Linked DNA regions of Mus musculus: all the other regions are linked to region 2. Evidence: chromatin loops called from intact Hi-C (ENCODE). Cell type or tissue: heart. All regions are shown on one strand. Region 1 holds the start of Cep295 (centrosomal protein 295). Region 2 has its middle 5.8 kb from the start of Mtnr1b. Region 3 holds the start of Slc36a4 (solute carrier family 36 (proton/amino acid symporter), member 4).

Region 1 (8,000 bases), 520 kb after region 2:
ATGCTAGAATGGATGTTGCCTGCCTTGGGTCGGTAATGGTGGACAAATCATACTGTGGTCTTTTATAATTATGCTTCTAAATAAGATGGTTGCAGTCTATTTGGATTTACAGTTTGAGCGTATTTTTATTTATTTATTTATTTATTTATTTATTTTATATGTATGGATATTTTGCTTGCAGGGATGTGTGTTCCACTGAAGCCAGAAGAGAGTGTTGGATCACCTGGAGCTAGACTTACAGACGGCTGAGAGACACCCTGTGAGTGAAAGCTGGATATGGAAGCCTGAACTTCACTATGGACAACAAATGATGAAAACCACTGAGCCATCTCTCCAGCCTCACGGCTCGAGACTTTAAAATGTTGCCTTTACGGATGCTGTTAGATGGCATGGGAATTTCTGGCGCAGGTGTGTTCAGCAAAAGTTCATACTTTTATCCCCGAGAGCTTCAGAGAAGGTACTTTCAGCTAAAGCAAGTGTTCATACACCTGAATCCAGCAGCAAAACTAATGCTGACTCTACTCAGCCCCATTTGACTGTATACTCTTCTAGGTTGTAAATTATCTTTTTCCTTTTTTTGTCTAGACTTCCCTGTCTTTGTAAGCATGTACCCAACAGCTTAGAATCAATGGTCTTAATGCATGTCATAGGAATGATACGCCAAAGAGACTTAAATGATGGAAAAGTGGTTCTCATTTTTTTTTAATTTATGTGTTTTGTCTACATTTTGTATCTGTAGCACATGTATCCATGGAGCCTGCAGAGGTCAGAAGGGGGAACTGGAGTTAGGAATGGTTGGGAACCACCACGTGGGTGCTGGGAATGGAACCTGGGTTCTCTGCAAGAAGAGCAAGTGCTCTTAACTGCTGAGCCATCTCTCTAGCTCATGCTTCTCATTTCTTCCTTGAGTAAAGGCCCTGTGCCATGGCTTTGAAATGGTACTTGTAGTTTGGAAGTGTCTAAGCCCATCTTTTCTTGCATATCCAGTCTCACCACCATTGAACTGCCACTTGTGGTGCTAATATCTGGAGAGCCAGAGTGGCAGGCTGCTTCTGTTCCTGAAAGATATTCTTTTCTTTTCTTTTTTTTCTTTTTTTTTTAGTTGTTTGATGAATAGGCATCTCACTGCACATCCTTAGTTGGCCAGGAACTGGCTATGTACCTTAGACTACTTCAAACTTGTGGTGATTCTCCTGCCTCTGAGTCCTGAGTGCCACGATTACAGGAGTGCACACCACAGGACACTCTTTTGATTTTATACATAAGACTCTGAGGACTCCCCCCACTTAAATGTTAGGGGTTTTCCCCAGATATGGTAAGAGATTAAAGTGAACTCAGAGCTATGAAGCTATCTCTTCATTCTCTTGTATGTGAAACTTGTGCTGTGACTTGAATGCATTGTCTCCTCGGTGTCAGCCTGGCAGAGCTTGCACTCTACGTGGTGGTGCTAGCTGGGAACTTTTGATAGTGGGGCCTCGTTTGAAGGTGTTGATCATTGACCTTGAGAGAATATCATCCTGGACTTGTTCCCATTTTACTCTCTCTTCTTCCTGTCCACCAAGATAGGAACTGCTTCTTGTTTTCTCTGCTGGGATGGACTGAAGACCTCTAAAACTGTAAGGTAGAATAAATCTTTCTTCCCTCCATTAAGTTGTGCCTTCCAGGTTCTGTGGCCACATGATGCTAAAGTAACCAATGCTCCAAGCTGACTTGACTTCAGCTATATTCTTAAGAGAAGCAACAAACACAAAAACTAGCCACACTAATGTCACAATGCTTCCTCTGACCAGCAGTGATTGTTTACTCCAAGGCCAGGTAAATGGTCCAATGAATAAAGTATCTCTGAGTAACTATGTTCATATCCACAGCACACATGTAAAAACAAGGCATGGTGGTGTTGTGGGTACAGGGAGTGGATGTTTGGAGACAGGTATATCCCTTAAGATCTGTTAGTCTTACTACCACTCAATCTAGCTCTGGGATCAGTGAAAGACTTTGTTACAAAAGACAAGATGAAGAGTCATAGAAAAAAACATCTGGCACTAACCTCTGACTTCCAAACATGTGCACACACATATGCATGTGCACACTTGTGTTCAAAGACACACACACACACACTCATTCCCAATGGGTGGACAACATTAGAATCTAAGCATATCTACCTTCTCTACATCTCTAAAGTTCAAAGACATAATTAAAATCAAAACCAGAGTCTTAAAACACATATTTAAAAGTCCATTTTCAGTTTTCTTCAGTCAAAAACAAAGTATTATGGGATGTGGTGGCCATGCCTTTAATCCCAGCACTCAGATGGCAGAGGGAGGCAGATCTCTGTGAGTTCAAGGCCAGCTTTGTCTACACAGCAAGTTTCAAGACAGCCAGGACCACATAGAGAGACCCTGTCTCCAAAACAAGATTTATGAAAGAATGTATTAAAAATCAAAATGTAGAAAGTAGCACATGTCATGTACTTTGTGCCAGGCATTGTCCTAACAGCTTTAAATCTCACAGCCACCTTTGGAACAGTTTTACTACATCTGAGTTGATAAAACTGACTTCTAGGGGAAGTTCAGGAATTAGCACAGAGTCAGAGTTGGTAAACTAGAAATTTACAACCAAAAAGTTGGACTCTAGAGCCAACGTATTAAACATTACTTTGTTTTATCCCCCATGATACCAGATATCATGTCTACAGAGATAAATCTATAGCCTCACAAGTCAGGATGGCACATGCCTTTAATCACAGCATTAGGAACATAGAGGCAGAGGATCTCTGTGAGTTCAAGGTCAGCCTATCTTTATGTCAAGTTCCAGAGCATTCAGTGAGATCAAGTCTCACAAACAAAACTTCAGCCTCTTTTAATTTAGAAAACACAGAACTCCATATTGAAAGCATCTTAAATTCAGAGTTCCTGTCAGAAAATACAAGTGAACAGGTGTACACAGAGTTACCTCTTTGTGCTCTCTGGTGTATGTCACACTTGTGCTTTCAGATCAGCTTGTGTTGTCACCTGATTCTCAGATTCATATTCTAGTTTGAACTAAAAAAAGAACGTGTTCATTTTTATTGATTCCAAGAACAATTACTGCAAAATACTGTGGTTTACCCACTTTAGGTCATATGCCCATCACAATAGCAAGCGAGCTAGAGGGTTGCAATGGCCTGGTCTTGGCCATACCTCTGTGACCTGGGGTGCTGGGTCTGTATCAAACGGCAAAGTTCTTAAGAAAGAAGCCTAAGCAGATAATCTTATACTTTTAAAAAATATGCAAACTGCCTTCACATGCCTTAATCGTTGGGTCTCCATGGACCATGGGAAGAGGGCAGGCCAAGTATAACTAAGGACACCACAGTGGATTAAGCTGCCCACAGCATCTCTCATAGAGATAACTTCCTCCTAACTTGAATTGGGCTGGCCCTCGTATATAACCAATAAAATGCGGCAATTTTTTAAAAATTTTATTTTTATTGAATATTTTCTTTAAATTTCCAATGTTATCTCCTTTCCCAGTCCTCCCACCCCCGAAAACCCCTATCTCATCCTCCATCCCCCTGCTTCTATGAGAGTGTTCCCCCACAATGTATAGGCTGACACTCTCTCACCCTACTGAGCTTGCTCTGATCCCTCCTGGTTTCCTATTCAAAACAGAACATGTCTCAAGCTCAGATTTCCACTTGAGTACTTTCTGCCCAAGACGCCAGCTGGGTAGAGCTGTCCAGTCATCAGGTCAGCAAATGACAGAGGGGTGTCAGGCAACTGAACCAAAAGTGCTTGCTACACCTCTTCTTCCAGACTTGCGACCAAGTGAACATGCCTCTGCTGGGAATGGTGCATGAGTTTAATGCAGATGGATCTCCTTATGGCAAGGCCTGAGGAGTTGGGTCCCCACATGGCAAAGACCTATGGGATATTGGAACAGAATCTCCTGGCCTTTCCCCAAGGAATGCTTGGTTCGCTTTTGCCTTGCATTTGTGTGTTTGACTTTGTTATTGGAAGTATTTGCTTTTACTTTGTTTGTGACAGATGTTTCTCTAGAATCAGAAAGTTTGGACTGTGATTCATTCCTATTTGTCTCTGAGGCCATGAAAGTGGAATAGACCACTACTCCTGTGTTTGTTAATAATGATGCGGTTGGTCAACAAGAGGGCCTAGTCTGTGTACACCAGCTAACATCCAGATGTTCTCTCCTTATGGTTACTTAGTTCCAACAATTTGCCCTACAGTGCTGTTCCAAACAATAGTTACATGGGTATTAAAAGCTTAAGAAGGTCTTTCTGGATTGTTGGTTCCAAGACTTAACAGGAATATTCAGAGGTTACACCAAGCAAGGATGAGCAACTGACTCGGTTTACTAATTTGCCCTGGGCACTAGAGGAATGAGATTTCCTAAGGGGACAGGCTAGGTGTCAATAATTAAATCAGAATTTCTCGGGTATGTAGTTTATCGCCTCTCTGTACTGTATCCTCAATTGGTTATGTATCAATGTGCTGGGTTAGATATTAGCCACGTGCTCAATCTATATTTCATCTTTCTTGATACTGTTCATGGGTTAGCAGGAAACCGTGGCGACTGAGAAGGAAGTACAGTGTGCACTTGGTTGAACATAGGAAGTTCTTAAAAGAGACGTGGAAAACTAGATGTATAAATAAAGGTAGTCTGAGTTGTCTCGGTGTCAGAGTATAGTATGTGAACTGCACTTCCTGGTCCAAGTCTTCCGCCGATTCCACACATCCTCCTTCATGTTCTGAACCCGACCCAGGATTGACTGCCGGCGACAAAACACCACAGAGCAAGTGGGACAAGACCCTGACAGTTGAGAGGGATAATGGCCCGTTGCGCAAGCTGCGCGTGCGTGCGTGCGTGCGTGCACGTGGGCGGGGCTGCGCGTGCGCCGAGCTGGAGGTGGGCGGGGGCTTGGCACGGCGCGGCCTTCCGGGCGGCCCCTGCGGAGGCGGTCCTAAGCTGGTTCCCGCCGTCCGATCCCGCCATTGGCGGGCCGTTTGAATGACGGAAGTGACGAGAGCCGGGTCATGGCTGTCCCGCAGGTACCCAAACGGCTGCTGGGTAGCCGGCCGGGTGCGGGTGCCTGTGTGTCGTGAGGCCAGACCACACACGCTGTCAGGTGAGTGACGGAGGCCCGCCAGGGTTCTTCTGGCTGGCCGCGAGCAGGCTGGCGAACCTTCCGGCCCTTTAAACCGCCCCGAGGCCGGCCCTACAGAGAGCTCGGCCTTTCTGAGGCATCCGCCACCCGTAGCTCTTCTGGTACTCTTCCTACACTCAAGCTATGAAAAAAATGGCAGTCTCATTCGAGAGTGTTAGTTCACCCTGTAATCCCAGCACATGCAAGGCAGTGCTGAGGCAGGAGAAATGCCTCGTGTTCAAGACCAGCCTAGGCAATAAACCCTACAGCAGCGAATGGTTGTCGTCAGTCTTACATTAGAATGTGTTCGGCGGTTGGGTAGTAATTAAGCCACACGTACATATAGTACAGCCACGTGTGGTGGCTATTACCCCCTTACACGGAATAAAGTTAACAAGGCCCAAGGGATTTGAAACTTGGCTTCTGCCTTTTGCTAATGAATGGCTCTTGCATCCACATCTATTAATTTTTTGGTTACTGTGTGTCAGATACTGCCTAATCCTTAGAAGGAAATCTATCAAGATAAGCCCTACTGTGTCCATCATTATTGGACACTTAAAACACAGAACTTGAAGAGTCCACATGGGTAGAAATGACTAGTGAACAAGCCAGGTAACAGGATTCTACTTAATAGATGCAGGAGGAATACTTGTCTCCTATGGAGGACAACTTAAAATGTTCCTCTCTTGGAGCCTCAACCATCCTCAGGAGTATTTTCTTAAGAATTCAGTGGAGTGTATTGGAAAAGGCTTTTTTTGTTTTGTTTTGTTTTCCGAGACAGGGTTTCTCTGTGTAGCCCTGGCTGTCCTGGAACTCACTCTGTAGACCAGGCTGGCCTCAAACTCAGAAATCCACCTGCCTCTGCCTCCCGAGTGCGGAAAAGGTTTTCAATTCAAGCAATTACTACTGTTTGACATTTGTTCTTCGATGAAGTCATGACTGGGTCTGCCATGTAGTACTGTATATGGATTAGTCACTTTCTCGTTCAGTCCACGCTGAATTATTTATAAGATGCAAGACAGTTTTTTAGACAAAAGAGATGAGGTGATGAATAAGATCATACTTGTCCTGACCACAATTGTGATAAAGAATTCTCTGTGAAAAGGAATGGTTTCAAGCTGGGCATGGTGGCGCACGCCTTTAATCCCAGCACTCGGGAGGCAGAGGCAGGCGGATTTCTGAGTTTGAGGCCAGCCTAGTCTACAGAGTGAGTTCCAGGACAGCCAGGGCTATACAGAGAAACCCTGTCTCAAAAAAAGAAAAAAAAAGGGGGTGGGGGTGTAGTTTCTACCAGGTGACCCAAGCAGCTCATTGAAACAGTATTTTTAAGTTGTTATATTTGAGCATTAAGAGTTTTTAAAACTATAGCTACTATCACTCAGTTATTAAGACCCTGTCTACAAAAGACGAGTAATAATGAAAAGCTAAAGGAAAAGCTATCCCTATATGAATATAAATAGTCTCTAGTCTAGGTGAGATGCATATGTGAAGGTCATTCATAGAGGACAGCTCCTTAGCAGCATCTGAGCTCAAGCTAGCAGTAAATATCCAGTAATACATTTGCCTGCCTCATCACTGTAAAGAGACCAGGGAGATGTGCACTCATCTCAGTTAAGATCGTGGCATGCTGTGCTAGGAACAGGTTGATAGCAGAATTACTTGGAAAGAGTTTCAAATGACACCAGTTTTCACAGAGCACATTCCTCTAGATAGGAGCATGTTAAAGAAAACTCTTAAGTTCTAGAGAAGAGGAGTGGGATTGTAGTGCAGTGGAAACATGAGCATGTATGTGCAAAGCCTGGAGTTCCATCCCAGCACTGCAGAGACAGGAGGAAGGTCTAAGGGGGATATCAGCAGCACCCAGCCTTAGCAATAGAAGAGGAGACCCAGGAATCTAAGTACTTAAGCCATTATAATTATCCCATAGGGATTTTTAAAAATGGTCATCCAAAAAAAAGTATCCTGTTAACTTTTATATCTCCTTGACACAGGTTAGAGTCACTGAGAGAACATTCAATTAAAACATGCTTACATAACATCTGCCTATAGTCATATCTGTAATACAATTTCTTGATAAATTATTAATGTGGAAGGGCCAGACCTATTGTATGCGGTGCCGTCCTTGGGCAGGTCATGCTGGATGGGATAAGAAAGTAGTTGGAGTGAGCCAATGACCAGCACATTACCATGCAGACAGATCCTCTGTATCAGCTCCTTGCTTCCATGTTTCTGCCATTTGAGTTCCTGCCCTGACTTCCCTTACTGATGGACTGTGATATACAAGCTGAAATAAACCCTTTATTCCCAAGTTGCTTTTGGTCATGGTGTTTTATTGAAACAATAGAACCCTAACTAATACAACATGTTTGTAATTGTTGAGGGATATTTTAAACGAAGCCCATGGAATTGATAATATTCCATGAGATTTAATGGTGCTAAGAGATCAAATTATGTACAGCAACCCAGGGACCCCTAAAGTTACCTTTTTATTTTTATTAGGTACAGGTTATCAGTGTTAAGTTGTACTTGTGAAAACATTTGTTTGATGCCAATACATCTTTTAAGTGCTTAATAAAGTATGGAAATGCCAAGACAGGGAAAAAAGGTCTGAACTATTGTCAGTCAGGTATAGATGGGGGCGAATCTGTGAGTTCTCCCCACTCTTCATTTTCCTCATCCAACTGACAACCAGTGAACTAAAGAGCAGATTCAGAACTATAACTAAGTTGGACTTAGTTTACCTGTATACAGTAAATATAGATTACCCTTTAAATATTGAAAATATTAACATGAAGTTTTAAAATCATTTTGTTACCATATTTCAGTAATATATTTCATAGGCACTCATCTGTTTATT
Region 2 (8,000 bases):
CTATATCAGGGTCCTTTCAGCAAAATCTTGCGAGTATCTGCAATGGTATCAGTGTTTGGAGGCTGATTATGGGATGGATCCCCTGGTATGGCAGTTTCTAGATGGTCCATCCTTTCGTCTCAGCTCCAAACTTTGTCTCTGTAACTCCTTCCATGGGTGTTTTGTTCCCAATTCTAAGAAGGGGAAAAGTGTCCACACTTTGGTCTTCGTTCTTCTTGAGTTTCGTGTGTTTTACAAATTGTATCTTATATCTTGGGTATTCTAAGTTTCTGAGCTAATATCCACTTATCAGTGAGTACATATTGTGTGAGTTCTTTTGTGATTGGGTTACCTCACTCTAATGGCTCAGACCACTTTGTAAAAATAAACTCAGGTATGAAGCATGTGCAATTTATGGAAGTGTGCTCTAGTCTATGAGGAATATAATTACAGGATCCTGATCACTTAGACATAACTTGGAGAGTGTAAAAACGAGGAAAGTTCAGAGCTTTGCAGAAAGAGAAAAGGGACTCATATTTAACATAGGATGGCAGAGGGTAAGTGGTGGTCCTGTTAATCAGTGGGCATGATGTTTTCATATAACTAATAATACATCTTTCCCTCCCCTGTCCTTTGCTAAAGTCCTTGTGATCTCCAAAATAAGGTTCGTGCTTTGTCTGCCATGAGATAAATAATTTACATTTTCAGTCCCAATAGCTTTCAGGTGGGGGTGGCTGGTTGCCAAGGGAACTAATCTTATTGCTAAATGGTCCTAACCTCCATCAAGGGAAATGGAACAAATGGTCATTGGTGACCAACTATTTCATTATCAGTGCTTACCTACTAAAGTCATCCAGAAGAAAAGGGTTGGAGGCTAGATTGCTTAGCATGTGGAAGAATCTGCAGGAGGGGGTCAGAAGTACAGGTCACAGCCTGAGACTAACACCTGGTGTCTGCAGTGATGAAAGTGAGCATGTGAAGTCGGACCCTTAATCTGTGCTCTTCACTAACTCCATGCTAGTTGGCATCAGAGAGTTGGAAAATTGCTTAATATGGTGAAGCTAAACTTGTACTGTCAAAAATTATGTCATTGATGAAAACAGTAAGCCTGGAAAGTGATGAAAATCAAAGAACAAATGTCTGGTTACCAAACGGAAAAGATCAAAAGAAATACAGGAGAGTGAGTCGGGGTCTAAGTTCTATGGATCTGGCTTTTCTTATAGACATGGAGATAGTGATCTATAGTGTTTTTTATTTTAATGTAAGTTATCAGAACAATGGCACTGCCTCTCTTCAGCATTTTCAGGCAATTGAGAAATTCATTTTATATTACAAAGAAACTGTGTAAGAGTCATGGGGCTCAAACAATCATCTACTATCAAATATCTTCAGGAAGCAATAATGTGTTTTCTCGTGAGCTGGACGACGTTATTAGCTGAAGAGTCTTTCCTGTTCAAATTTGGAAGAATGGTGGGCATTGACCTCCACGGACTGGCTGGAGGGACCCAGAGCTCTGGAAGAAAATCAATTACCACAAGGCATGCCGTGTTCACTCTCATATGAAAGCCAGTACAAGGTCTACTAAGTCCGGTCTGAAGTAATGCAGCCTCGAATCCTAGATCTCGCACTTACAGAAGGAACCTATGGTGGGTGATGGAAGGAGCCCTCTTTAAACCTGTTTCCCTAACTGTAAGAGGAGAAAAGGCAGCCAACTGTGCACAGATGATGACCAGAGTCTCAATATTATGCAAGTGGATCATCATTTTGTCTTATATCTACCTGTTTTATCTTCATTACTTTCTAAGACATTTAGTATTTTCATCTTTATTTAAAATATAAACTAGGAGCCAAAGATGTGAAGTGTCTTGCCCAAGGTCTCTTAGCTGGTGATCATCAAGCTGGCCTGCTTGCAAAGTTGGGGTTTTTTTCCATTTCTTTTCTTTTGAGTTGTTTGTTTGTTTGTTTAAGTGCATTTATTAAAGCTGTCACCAAGAGTTCATGAGGCTTGCCACTTTCTGACACTGGTCTGTGCATTAAGCATCCATTGTACGCTTGGTCACTACAGTTGGCCACCACAGTGAACTGTAATGTCACTGTAATGCTCTTCCACAGAAGATATGCCATTCTTTTGAGACTGGAGAGCCACTGTGTGGTAGATATGGGCATAATCCAGATGCCTGGATTTCAACATCTGCTTTCTCCCTGCCACACAAAGGTGCCCCATCAAACCAAAGGAATGTTTAGAGCCCCTCGGTAGATCGTAACACACTAGCGTTATGCTTCCCAGTGCTTCTGACTCAGTTTCATGCTGCTCTTACAGATACCAATAGAAAGGATGGGTGACTGGTAGGGAAAATAACTTCTAATAATATGGTAATATGATACTGAGGTTGACACAATCAGTTGTTTCAAAATAGCTAATGTATCCTAAATATTTCCAACTTAGGCAAATAATAAATGTGTTACTCAGCTTCTTGTTAGCGTGAGAAATATTTGACAGGATTAGGATTAAAGGTTTCTTTGAGGTTCTAGTTTTTGATTGCACAGATTTCGTTGCTCTTTTAGGTCTCAGATAAGGATGCTGAATGTCAGGGAACATCGTCAAGGAGTAAAAGAAAGATGGGAATAGAGCTTTAACTCAGTAGGAGAATCCTTGTCTAGCTTGAATGATGTCCTGAGAGGGGAGAGAGAAAGGGAAGGAGGGAGGAGAAGAGAGGGGGAGAGAGTGAGAAAGAAGAGGGAGGGGAAAGAGATGGACACACACACACACACACACACACACACACACACAGAGAGAGAGAGAGAGAGAGAGAGAGAGAGAGAGAGAGAGAGAGAGATCAATTTGGTATAGTCTCATATGACCTGAGACTTCCCAGTTGGCTCTACACTTGTAAGTGTCACCATCTCCAACCAGTGCCACCATAAAGACCACCAACATTCCAGATCCAAAGTCTCTTTGGCTGGTGGCTTAGACTCTGAGAGCTACCAGGGGTCCAGGTTAGCTGACATGGTTGGTCTTCCTGTGGCGTTGCCATCCCCTTCCGTTCCTCCAGTCCTTCCCCTAATTCTTCCATAGGGGTCTTCAACCTCAGCCCAATGCTTGACTGTGAGCATCTGTCTCAGTCAGCTGCTGGTAGAGCCTTTCAGGTGACTGCCATGCAAGGCTCCTGTCTGCAAGCACAACATAGCATCAGTTACAGTGTCAGGGATTGGTGCCTGCTCATGGGATGGATTCCAAGTTGGATGGACCTGTCACTCACTGGTCCACCATTCCTTCAGTCTCTGCTCCATTTTTGTCCCTGCATGTCTTTTAGACAGGAACAATTCTAGGTCAGAAATTATGACTGTGGGTTGGTATCCCCATCCCTCCCCTGGGGGCCATATCTATCTACTGCAGGTAGTCTCTGAGGGTTTCATCTCCCCACTGTTGGGCATTTCAGCTAAGGTCACCCTTATTGAGTCCTGGGATCCTCCCTCATCCCAGGTCTTAGACTTTCCAGAGGTCCCCCTGTTCCCTCACACCTACTAGCTGCATGCTTTTATTCATTCTCCTGGTCTTTGGCATTCCCTCCTGCCCCCCCCCCCCATAACTGATCCTGCCCTCTTTTCCTTCCCCCTCCCCTCTTCCACCTAGGTCCCTCCCTCCATCTGCCTCTCATGATTTTGTTCCTTTTCTAAGTGGGATTGAAGCATCCTCACTTGGGCTTTCTTCTTGTTTAACTTTTTAGGGTCTGTGGGATGCATCATGGGTATTCTGTACTTTTTAGCTAATATCCACTTATCAGTGAGTACATACCATATTTTTAAAACACAGTGCTGGATCAGACAAAGGGCATGGTTGAAAGGGAAGAAAACTGTTGCCTTAGACTACCGAGTCCCTATTCCCTCATTTATCACACACACACACACACACACACACACACACACCTGAATTTCCAAGTTCAGTTGTATTTTTTCATTGCTACCACTAGGGGGCACAGGTGCCCACAGTAATGTGCAAGTCTTTTTTTTTTTTTTAAAGCAAGCTCGTTCTTGAAAAATGGGAAATGCTTAGCTGAATTAAATAAGGCCTTTGGGCCATTGGGTGGTGCAGCAGAAGGGTGGAACAGTGTGGACAGGAGAATATGGGAATCACAGAGGAGGCGGATTGAAGGGTGGAGAGAGGTTTTACTGTTACAGCAGATGTGAGATTAGCACAGCATGTGTAGGTCACATGACCTCCCTAGGGGATGCCAGTGGGCAGGCTGGGTCAAGATGCACTGGGCTCAGGTTGAAGCCATATATTTTTTAGATTTATCTCATGTTTCTACATTTATTGCTTCATGATTTACTTCATTGGATGGAAGGACTTTATTTAAAAGATGGGGGTTTTCATCTATTTGATAATTCTTCCATTTAATCAGAATACAACATTTGTATACAATTGGATGAAGTTACCACATCTATGTAAATATCATCTACCATTCAAATTTTGGACAGCCCTGCCCCTAGTCAAAGAACTGTAGACAACAAATGACTGCTGGGAGTAGAGTTGACCTCTCAAAGATAAGCTACCTTATCATTGTCCACTGCAAAGTGGTCATCCCTGAAAGGATATACATACAAACAAGAAAATGAGCTCACTCATCACACTGTATTTATATATCTTTGTATACATGAAGATACATAGATAATAGATTAGATAGATAGATAGATAGATAGATAGATAGATAGATAGATAGGTAGGTAGATAGATAGATAGATAGATAGATAGATAGATAGATAGATAGATAGATAGATAGATAGATAATAGATTAGATAGATGGATGGATAGATACATACATACATAGATAAATGATTGATAGACAGATAGAAACAAAGATAAATGATAGATAGAAACAAAGATAAATGATAGATAGATTAGATAGCTAGATGATAATTAGAATGATAGATGATAGATTATAGATTAAATAGATAGATATATTAGATAGATAATAGATAGATGATATGTAGATTAGATAGATAGATAGATAGATAGATAGATAGATAGATAGATAGATAGAAAATAATAGTAATGAAAAGAGGCTACCAACTGGCTGGAGAATGGGGTTGCATAGAAGGGGTTGGAAGAAGGAAGTTAGGAGAGTGGTGTCTATTTTCAATTACAAATGTACTGAAAGAAAAAAGAGAGTCTCTCTTCAGAGAGAGACAAAGCTTATTTGCCAGAGTGCTTGCCTAGCATGCACAGAGCCCTGGATTTGATTTCCAGAACTTCAGAAGCCAGACGTTGTGGTGTGTACCTATAATCCTGGAAGTTGAAGGCAGGAGGGTCAGGACTTCATGGTCATTCTTGGCTCTATAGCAAGCACAGGGCTCCATGCGCCCTGTGAACTTGGGCTGCCATCTTCAGGAAGAGAGTGTGTGACAGGAGACAAGAGTGAGCCACAGAGAGAGGCACAGGACAAAGTGCTGAGCCATCTCTATTGGTGTTTCTTACCCCACACTTTGTTGAGGCTTGGATACCTCAACAAATAAGCTTAAATGCTTACCCTATATTATTTATATAAATGTATGTGCTATAATGTTATAAAATGTATATGTAAATTATTTTATACAATTAATTTACAAATTCTATATACATATTAAATTGCCTGATCTTTGACTTATTAAAATTAAAAGTAGTTTAGCGTTTGCTAGAGGAACATTACTTACAGTAAACACTAACCCAACATAACAAGAACAGTGCCTCCTATCAGTTAGTGAGAGAGTTGCATCTGACCATTGGAACACAGTCTGTCCCTCTAGTTTCTTTGGATCACATTTCTAGATGTTCAAAAGCATGGTTTCATCATCAGTTTAGCTCTAGTGCATGGAATTACAGTGGAAAGCACATACATAAAAGAGGTAGATCACATCAAAACTAGGACTTTAGTCTCATGAGACCAACCTTTGTCCCTTCTAGCCATCACCTCTTTGGAGTTCGCCACCTATGACCATCTCTGCTCTAGGAACCGAGCTTCTAGAAGCAGAGCTTCTAACAGCAAACACCTCAGAGAAGAAGTTGACAAGAATCTTGACCTTAGAACAGGCTGCAGATATCTAGTGACTCTCTCAGCAGATTCCCTGTGCTAGGGATGACTCTAAAGCTCTTAGCCTCGCTCTGAAGGACTACCTGGTTCAATTCTCTGTCCACTTCTCTAGCCCATGGTCTGAGATCACTTCTTATAGAATGTCTTCCTTGAACATGAAACCCACTCTCTTTGTCTGAACACCACCTCCATTGCTTGAATGCCAGCACTCCAACCTCCCATCAGGACTGCTTCTCTGGATCTCCTTTAGTTAGTCTCTTTGATGTTTGGATAAGTTCTATTGGGTTGAGGGTGAATAGATACAAAATCCCTTTTTTTTTTTTTAGAAAGAGCTTTATCTTAGAGTCACAGTAAAATTAAACCAGAACATGAATAGTTTCCACAGAGCCCCTGTTCCCATACACACATAACTTTCCTGTCACCATATTGGCCCATTCTTGTCATGCAGACTGCACAGTTTCCATTAGCCTTTGCCTTTGATACATGCACTATGGGTTTTAACAGAGTCCACGGTCATGGAATAGAAGCAGATTACTATCAAACCTTTCATGATCATGTAGAAGAGACTCAGCCCTCCCCTAGTTCCTGGTAATTGTGAATTTTGGTTCACAGTTTTGGAATATTTAGGAGGTGTTGCTTTGGATGAGATATGTCGCTGTGGATTGGGCCCCCATGCCAGGCTCAGTCTTCTCTGCCCCATATGAGCTCTCAGCTACTCCAGTATCATGCCTTCCTGTGCTTGTGCTCCCCGCCATGATGATTCCGAAACTGTAAGCAAGTCCCCAATTAAATGTTTCCTTCTATAAGGCAACTGTAAGGCTTGCTAGTTTTATGCTGACTTGAAATAGGCAAGGATCATCTGAAGGGAGGAATCCTCAGTCAAGAAAATGCCTCCAAAAGATCTAGCTTTTCTTAATTAGTAATTACTGGAGGAGGACCCAGCCCATTGTGGGTGGTGCCAGACCTGGACTGGTGGTCTTGGCTTCTATAGAAAGTAGGTTGAGCAAGCCAGTAAGAAATACTCCTCCACAGCCTCTGTATCAGCTCTTGTCTTCAGGTTCCTGCCCTGTTTGAGTTCCTGCCCAGACTTCCTTCAGTGATGAACTACAATGTCAAAGCGAAATAAACCCTTTCCTATCCAACTTGCTTTTGTAATGATGTTTCATCACAGCAGTAGTAACCCTAACTAAAACAGTCATAATGCTTCATCACAGCAATAGAATAGTAACTTGAGACACCATCTATGTGAAGGCATAGGAAATTGTGGTGGTTTGTTTTTATCTTCAAGACAAACCCTTACCCTGTAGCCCAAGATATCCTCAAACTTTCTGCAAATATGTGGTACTTATAAACCCACTCAGTTTCACACACAACTACATAAAAGCAGTGAGCAAAGCTTTGTAAAATGGTATGAAAAAAAAACTATTGAAGCACACAAATGTATTTAGCTTTGACATTTAAATTGACTTTACAGTTACCTTACGTTGCCTTCAAGACCCAAGAAAACCAGCTGTGTGGATGCTGCACTGACTTCAAGTACCCTAATTCCAAAGGTCTGGAGATACTACGTTGCATGCAGGCAAGGTCAAAAATTATATTCCAGGAGAGCTCAGAGCTGAGCCTTTCAGCCTGGGGCATAGCTCGGTGAAGTAGCCATGTTTACAAGCACAAGGCTCTGAGTTTAAAACCCAATACTCTGAGACAGAAAATGAGGGGACTTCTCATCTCAAAGCACTGGCTTTTAAAAATAAAACAACTCCCATGATTTTACTTCCTTCTCCAGCTAGAATGGTTCTTGCCAATTCTCCCTCTGTCCTGAGCAGCTCTGGTTTGTTGATTGACACCCATCAAGTGGTTAGTTTAGTTTAAAGTCATACACAGGCACACTCATGTTCCTAACATGCCTGCTGTGCCTCTTAAGGAGAGAGTTTTCACTCTCTGAAATGTCATTTT
Region 3 (8,000 bases), 170 kb after region 2:
GAGCCCATGACTTACTGAAAAATCTTTTTCTATATTTCTTTGCCTCCAATCGATTTTCTTACCCCTCATATGTGAGCATCTTAATAAGTTAATTATTCCATGACACTCTTCTAACCTTCTCATAACAGGATTTAAAGGAATTCATTTGTAAAAACTGAAGCTGAGAGAAAAGTAGTGAACAGGTTAGGACCTCATAAGTCTACATGCATGCATCATTCTGACTCTGCGGCATGATGTGCAGGCAGCTGGTGCCTGCCCCTGTGCTTAAACGGTGCTTAAAGCAGCTGAAAAGTCCCCGGGACTTCCCCTTGCTTCAGACTTCATTCCTTGGAGCGACATTACACAACACAGATACAGATATATACATATGTACATCCTTTAACATATATTTATGTAGCTATAAGTTTATATAAATACATAGATATGTTTTTTTAACTAGATTAAGAATAGTTAAAATAGGGTCAAGTTCTAGAACTGACTATATTCCCCTAAAGGTCACAAAGTAACTCAAACCTAAATAATTAAAGAACCTCGAATGCTAATCCCTGGAAAGCAGTGTCTACGAGGCTACAACTGAAAATGTTCCTTGTCTCCCACTTGAACCAGAGCCTCTAAGGTGAGATCTGCTATAAACAAACTCAGTCACCCATAACTCGCCGAAACCCCATGAATCACTAAGTATACTATGTGAAACTGTATTTTGTTCTGAATTTCAGGATGTAGTATGTAAAGACATCAATAATGTCTTGCATTTGACCCTCTAGAAAATGCAGTGGTGACTTCTTGCATTTACTCTGTAGCACTAACACTGGCTTTGGTCAGGAGACCGCACAGCACACGCCAGGCCTGAACCTCTGCCTGCTGATGAGAAGACATGCAATAGTGTATTGTTTAATCTGATGAGTCCAGCATACTGTCCCCTGACCACCAGATAACCAACATAAAATGTAGGATGCTTTACATCCTGTTTTCCACACTAATTACTGGAAATCCAGGGTGTATTTACTGGGACACACACACTGCAAAGACTCAGAAACCAACCTCATGTAGGCAGTAGCTACTTAAACAGAGACATGAAGTCAGCAGGATAACCTCCTACCAAGGTCTCTGCTATATACATGACGAAACTCACAATTTCCACCTCGCAGAGGACTAGAGGATAAAATGAGACAGCAGGCATGAAGCATGGAGCCCCTACAAGCACATGAGCCACCCAGGAGCAGCGGTTCCACCCCTGATAATCAATACTACAAACAAATTATACTGTCTAAGACTTTAAACTACAAATATTTGACAAGAAATTAGAATTAACAATAAAAATAGCCAATACTGAGCATTTTGGAGCCACAAAGTATCCAATAAGACTTAGTTTGAAAAGATGGGATGTTATATCAGCTAAAAGGAAATAGAAGTAGAAACTAATGCAAAAATCATAGTTAAGGAGAGCCAGAGAGACAGCTCAGCAGCTAAGGATGCTTGCTACCAAGTTTGAAGCCCTGACTTTGATTTCTGGGACCCACACAGCAGGGGGATAACTGGCTCCACAGGCTGTACCCTGGGCTGCATTTGCTCATTCATAAATTAATCTTCTAATAATAACCATGGATAACGGTATCTAAAGACCCAACATGGTAAAAGATTTAGCAGAGTTAAGAACACATGAAACAGTGTCTGAATACTCTACATTAAGTAATTAAAATTTTCATTAGCCTATGTTGTTTACACATAGTCTATTATTATTCGCTGAAGTTTTTATGTTAATTTTTGGCCAAGCAATAAATTAAACTATTCTTATAAAAGCTGTGGTAAAATAGGTGAAATTACTAATTCCTGATAAAATACTATTAAGCAGTGGATTTCAAACTACCCAGGTATAATTATTTCTAAGTGTTTAACATGTAACAATAAAAACCAGTCTATTAAATATTATACACCTTAGATATAATGTAAAGTGTCCACAACGAATGGAGCTTAAGTTAGGAGGATACAGACGCTCTGCTCTGCCATCCCAACTTCTGTTTCAGCCTCAACTGCCTACCCTGAAATCAGCTCCAGGTGTAGCTAAATAAAGACTGACAAATTTAGTAATACATATTAGACTCTTTCAGTGCTCACTACTCTCATCAAGTAATTCTACTTCTGGCAAGCTACTAATAAAGATGTTTGCCGAAACATAAAATCTTAAAGTCCGCTAAGTACATGGCAATAAGCAACTTACTATGCTCACTACAGTGTACCCACCCTAGAAAATACAACCCTGCCTTCACAGTGTGATTGCCAAGGCTCAGACGAGGGCAGTCATCCAATGAGTCAGGAGAGGGGCTACGGACTCACACTATGCCGCAGTGTTTTAAAAAGTAAAGTGGAAATAGAGAGAAGAAAACATAGCATAGTGGAAACCAGCTCATGGTGTAGATGGACCACACAACCATCTCTATCCTTTCTTTCCTCTGGAAATATTAAAATCATTTAGTAATGCTATATTGCTCTTAATATTCCTACAAAATAAGAAACCACTTATATATCAGCAATGGTAATAAAATATGGTGGGCATAGTTTCTTTTATGAAAAATAGCACAATGTTGCAGCTAAAACCCATGCGCCACCACCTTGATCATAAAAGCGGACTTCTTTATTCCTGTGGTTGAGAGGACAGAACGTAAGAAACAGGCTAGAAACCTGCAATGGCTTTTGAGTGTAAGAAGCCCATCCTCTGTCCCAGCGGAGCTCTCCACAGATGGCCAGTGTTAAACTGCCTTCTACATTCAGTAGCACTGCCACTGTACAAACCCAAACAGCATGAGTAACAGTGGAACGGTGCTTTCTAAAACATTAACTCTCCCACCACCCTGAATCTACCTCAGTAACAATGCAGAGTATTTTTGTATCTCTTCTCTTTCTCTTCCTCACTCCCTTGCCTCATCTTCCTTCCCTGCCCTCCCCACAGCTTCAGGGTTACCTACGTGCTGACAACTTCCGGACTTTCCTCCCTAGACCTTACCTTCCAGTAACTCTAGACCTGATCAGCTCTAAAGGAAATCCTATCGTCCTCTCCACACCACATGACTTCACCCATCTGGACAAGTCACCTCTTAGGTCTAGGCTTTGGGGGAATCACTCCTATGGTTGGCACCAGTGTGTCAGGAGGCCTCTGACCTGCACCCCATGGACACTGTCTTTGGGCTGCCTGAGTGTCCTCCCAACATGGCAGCTGGCTTCCCTTCAAGTGAGCAGCCGTGACTGAGCTCACAGAGAAAGGCACAGGGCCTCACATGATCTAACTCAAGTGGAGAGTCTCCCGTCAGCAAAAACTGGTCATGAGAAGTGAGGTTAAAGAGGGAAACATCAAAGGCTGGAGACACTATAAAACTGTCCTAAGCCCTCAGCCCTTCAGACATTCCGGTCCCTGGAGCCATCCTGCCTGCCTTCACCCAGTCTCTTTGGAAATCACGCTGGTCTATGACACCCGGTCTAACCACCTCTCTCCGTTTCCACCGCTGCCACTATGCTGGTCTGAAGAGCATGCTGGCCTCTTTCCTGAGCTTGTGGAAGGCCCCCCAGTTCCCACTTTTGCTCTAAAGTCCATTTGTCACGTGGAAACCACCGTAAGCACACTTTACTGTAGAGGACAGAACCAGGGAGCTTTCCCAGTTAACAGATGATGCATGGTGAGTATGTTTCCATGTCACTTCTAACAGCTGACCGTACGCTAAGTGACAGCTGAGTTCATGGCTTTCCATCGGACAATAACGACCTTGACCCTTACAAATGCTGCAATGAGTCTTCTGGCAGACATTTGTGTGTGCGCTGTGTGTCTGTGGAAGCACTTGTGGCCCAGCGTGTGTACAAGGGGTCTGCCGGATGCTAACTGTGGGGACGCTATTCTCCCTCCCACCTTGCTTGAGGCAGGGACTCTCTCTTCTCCGATGCTGAGCTTTGCAGCTGGCATTCAAGCACATGAGCGACTGTCCTGCCTCTGTCTCCCATGTTCTACTGCTTTCCATGGGTTCTGGGAGTCCCAGTTCAGGTCGTTGGTCTTGCATGGGAACTGCTCTTACCCTCTTAACCATCCTCTCAGCCTGATACAGTTTAACTGCATGATTTACTTTGAGAAATTGTCTACACATAAAACTGCTGAGTGAAAAGATGAACTTTTCCAGAGGGCAGGGCAGAGTCAGGACCTCAGTGTGTGGACCACACTGGCCTAGAACTCACTGTGTGGCATAGGCTGACAGCCCGCTTGCCTCAGCCCCATAACACTGGGTTTGCAAGTGTGTACTGCTACCACACCAGCTTTATACATGCTAATGATAACATACTATCCCGCTCCTGCCAATCTCCTCACAGCTCAACAACATGGGTTGAACTGAAGAGTCTCATAAACTTGAGTTTGTAGTAACAAGGCCCTGCCTTAGGCAAGAACAATTGCAAGACAAAAGAACTTGCCTCCCTGAATTCTAGTGTGGATCAAGTAGTCATTGGCTAGCATAGTATACAGCACCCTGCTTGACAGTCTGTTCTCAATGAAAGTTAGACTTAGAATTTCTACCTTTGTTGAAAACAACCATGAAGTGTTGGCACATTATTATAGGCATGCCAGTCTATAAATTACTTCAAAGTATGTTTTAATTTAATCTCTTTCTTTAAGAAATATTTCTTAACACAGTGTGCTGCTAGGAGGACATCTTTCTATCCTGATCCTGGCTTCTGTTTTCTTTCTGGCAGTAGTAAACAGAAGCAAGCCTTCCAAAACCATGGAAACAGAGCGCTCAGGGCCTGTCAGAGCCCAGGTACGTGCTATTTTTCAGGCAGCAATGTCCCGTTAGAACAGCTGCGCAGCGAGGAGTCAACGGAGGCTTCAGCTGGAGATGCCCAGAGTTGAGATCCAGGCTCAGAAAAGAAAACAATGATAACTTCCTTAAAGCATCCTGGAAAAAAACAGAGTGGCAGCAGTTCCCGCCTCCCTTTGACGTGGACAAACGGGGCGACTCCCCGCACTGACGCACAGTGCTACAAGCACAGGCCCGTGGACAGACAGATGGACAGAATGACAGGCATACAAAGACTGACAACTCAAAGGCAGACAGACCTCACACTCGGTGCAGCGACCTGCAAGGCCCCGCCAGGCCTGGGGACCACTGTTCTGTGCTGGTCCTAGAGGAACTCACGCCAGCCAGGGTCCTGGGACCCACCAGCCTCTGCCTGGAGTCTCTGCATACGCCGTCACCCCGCCATCCCGCCATCCCGCCACCCTAGTGCTCAGTGCGCGCGCAGAGACACCCCCACCCCCTACCCCCCCCACGGCCAGGCGCGCGAGACACCGGGAGCCCGGATGCCGCCGCAGCGGACGCGAAGGCCGACGCGCCCTCACTGCGAACGCGGGAGACGCCCACGCCCCGGGTTGGGTCAGGCCGGCAGACACCCACCGAGCTCCTCGCATCCCGCCGTCTCCGCCGGCGCCGGCGCTTCCATCCCTCGGGGGTCTCCAGGTCGCCGCCGCCCGCTCTGCCGGCCGCACCGCCGAGCATGCGCAGAGCCGCCCCGAGGGGCGGGGCCCGGGCTGGCCTTGACCGTAGCCCACGCGGGTCTGCGCCTCGGGGTGACAGGCGCGGCGCCTACAAGCTGAGGAGCGATCCTCTGAATCCCCGGGCTTCGCATGCCGGAAGAAAGGGCCTCGGACCACGCAGAAAGCAGGCAGACTGCAACTCCCGACGACCGACTGGCAGTGTTCCTCCACCCCAATTGACACTAACAAACGCAGCTAGATGTAGGCTCCTGCACTGGCATCTTAAAGACAGCTAACACTAGGGTTAAGGCAAAGAGGGAAGTGTCGACATCCACTATCAGGCACTACACTACATTGTCATATGGTTCTTTGGTCATATGAGAGACAGCGCAATGCAGTCTGTAAGTCACTGTGCCACTGTCCACACAAAGGGTAAGACCCTTCGGTAGCACCACCACCAACAACAACAACAACAGTAAGCCAATGAAGGCAGGGGAGGGATCTGCCACTGCAGCAGGGATTCTCAGTCTGCATACGAAGCTGGCTTGCGGAAACCGTTTCAGCCTGCCTATTAAGTATTGCCTACTTTCAACTTTAAAGTGGCTTCACTATCTGCTGACTTCCAGAAGGAGGGGCACCTTCTCCCTATCATCGGAACAACTCTATGGGTGGACCTAGGAAATGCAATGACAGTACCTGGAAGAGCCCTCACTGTTGCTAACAACATGACCTTTACTGCAATATCTTTGTTTACTCTTCGTGACTGACTCATCCAACTGAAAGCTAAGAAAGACAATGGTGCGTGAGTTTAACTTACTTTGAAAAGGCTCCACACTGTGCTAACAGAGGTTTTTTTTTTTTTTTTAAATAAATATATGGCATGGACTGCCTTAGTTAGGGTTTCTATTGCTATGATAAAGCACCATTGACCCAATGCAACTTGAGGTGGAAAGAGTTCACTTCAATTGGAAGTCCATCACTGTGAGGACAGGAACTCAGGTCAGGAACTGAAGAAGCCATGGAGGGATGCTGCTTACTGGTTTGCTCTGTGTGGCTTGCTCACACTGCTTTCTTATAGCACCCAGAAACGGCTCCTCATTGCCGGCACTGAGCTGGGCCCTTCATCAATGAAGACAATACTACCACAAGCTTGTCCTCAGGCCAATATGGAGGCATTTTCTCAATTGGGGTTCTCTCATTTCAGATATATCTAGAATTGTATCAACTTTGCAAAATACAACCTGCACATTTACAAAAGAAAACTAGAATGGCTCGGAAAGGTGAGGACGCAGCAGCCAAAAGCAGAGCAACGGACAAGGGAAACTGAGGTCTGGGATCCGTCCAGCAGCTCTGGACTCTCTAGTCAGGAAGTTGAGAGAAAGGCAGCAACTACACATCAGAGCTGAAGAACACTTGTCATCCAAGGGTGTTTGTTTCCAGAACTGAGCAGAGCACTGACCTCCCAGTGCAGCAAGCGAAAATTAACCGAAGCCAAGAAATATTATTATAAAATGTTAGAAAAATGAAAGAGAAAGATGCTAAAACTTCCTTCGGTTTAAATACTAAATGCCATTGGGAAGAGGCTCCTTGGCTTAAAGTTCACCTGCCTACCAAACAATGGCTAACAACAGCTAGGGCTCGATGAGGTGTTGGACTCCACTATTTCGAGGAAAATACACTGGCTAAAACTATGCCTATCGAAACTGTGGATATAATGAAAGGATAATACAGACACACTTTAGTATAACATAAAGCTCAGCCTGGACATCTCGTGTGCTCTGTCTATGCCTGGAGGAGTGCTTTGCCTGAATAAACCCACCAGGGGTAAGTCTACCAGCAGTAAACCTAGTTAGAAAACACACCAAGCAAAAAACCAAGAATCCGATGCAGGATAGGATCCTGACAGGGTCCCAGACCACAGCTGTATCTCAAGAGATGTCAGTCCACCTGGAGTGCCAGAAAGAGACAAAAGAAATGCTGAAATTAAGGAAGAGTCTGAAAATGTAAACTTGGGCAAAGAGAGTTTTCTCCGGTTTGGGGGAACATCTAAACACTTTGCTGTAGACAGGGAAAAAGCCAAGTAGTGGTAGGAGAGGGTGAAGGGCCAGGTAGACATATGGACAATGACTCTAATTAACAGTGTTGATAAAGGAAGTATGGGAAATTATAATCATAACACTTAATATGCCTTGACCATGAATAATACACACAGCCATAACCAAAGACATCATGAACAATGGTGAGCGTGTTATGATTCTGCAGGTGGAGGCTGACGTAAAGAAGCTAAGCTCTTAATATTTCTAGTTATGGTGGAATTCTAGTAAACAAAACTGAAAAATTTTTAGAAGCATGAAGGAAAGCACACTGAACAGCAACCTCTCAAAACAGAATCATAAATAGGCAAGACTGTCATTCATTATGAGTCCTATTCGATTTTAAGCTATATATACATGGTAAAAATACTAAATTCACCAAAGAAATATTGGCCTTTGCA

Evidence for each region. A loop is a pair of places that touch in the nucleus more often than their neighbours do. Peaks named below come from ENCODE experiments on the same cell type or tissue, not always from the same donor. Only the 100,000 strongest peaks of a DNase experiment are listed, where the experiment ranks them.
Region 1: it touches region 2 in a loop (3-fold over the local background); 10 of 42 quality-filtered maps call a loop at or near these places.
Region 3: it touches region 2 in a loop (2.9-fold over the local background); 8 of 42 quality-filtered maps call a loop at or near these places.

What each region holds. Positions count from the first base shown.
Region 1 is chr9:15,354,751-15,362,750 of GRCm38, reverse strand. It overlaps Cep295 (centrosomal protein 295), which reads left to right and starts at 4,963. Exons shown (of 27, transcript NM_176976.4): 1 at 4,963-5,125. The coding sequence starts at 5,008. In heart, a CTCF peak has its summit at 4,971; a DNase peak (open chromatin) is centred at 4,960; H3K4me3 peaks cover 1,847 bases; H3K27ac peaks cover 1,469 bases.
Region 2 is chr9:15,876,394-15,884,393 of GRCm38, reverse strand. No RefSeq gene overlaps it. Among named protein-coding and RNA genes, the nearest start is that of Mtnr1b, 5.8 kb to the right of the region's middle. In heart, CTCF peaks have their summits at 3,960 (motif pointing right) and 5,711; no DNase peak of the experiment used is centred here.
Region 3 is chr9:15,707,264-15,715,263 of GRCm38, reverse strand. Slc36a4 (solute carrier family 36 (proton/amino acid symporter), member 4) reads right to left here and starts at 5,526. Exons shown (of 11, transcript NM_172289.5): 1 at 5,427-5,526. The coding sequence starts at 5,472. In heart, no CTCF peak of the experiment used is centred here; DNase peaks (open chromatin) are centred at 4,993 and 5,523; H3K4me3 peaks cover 2,069 bases; H3K27ac peaks cover 1,511 bases.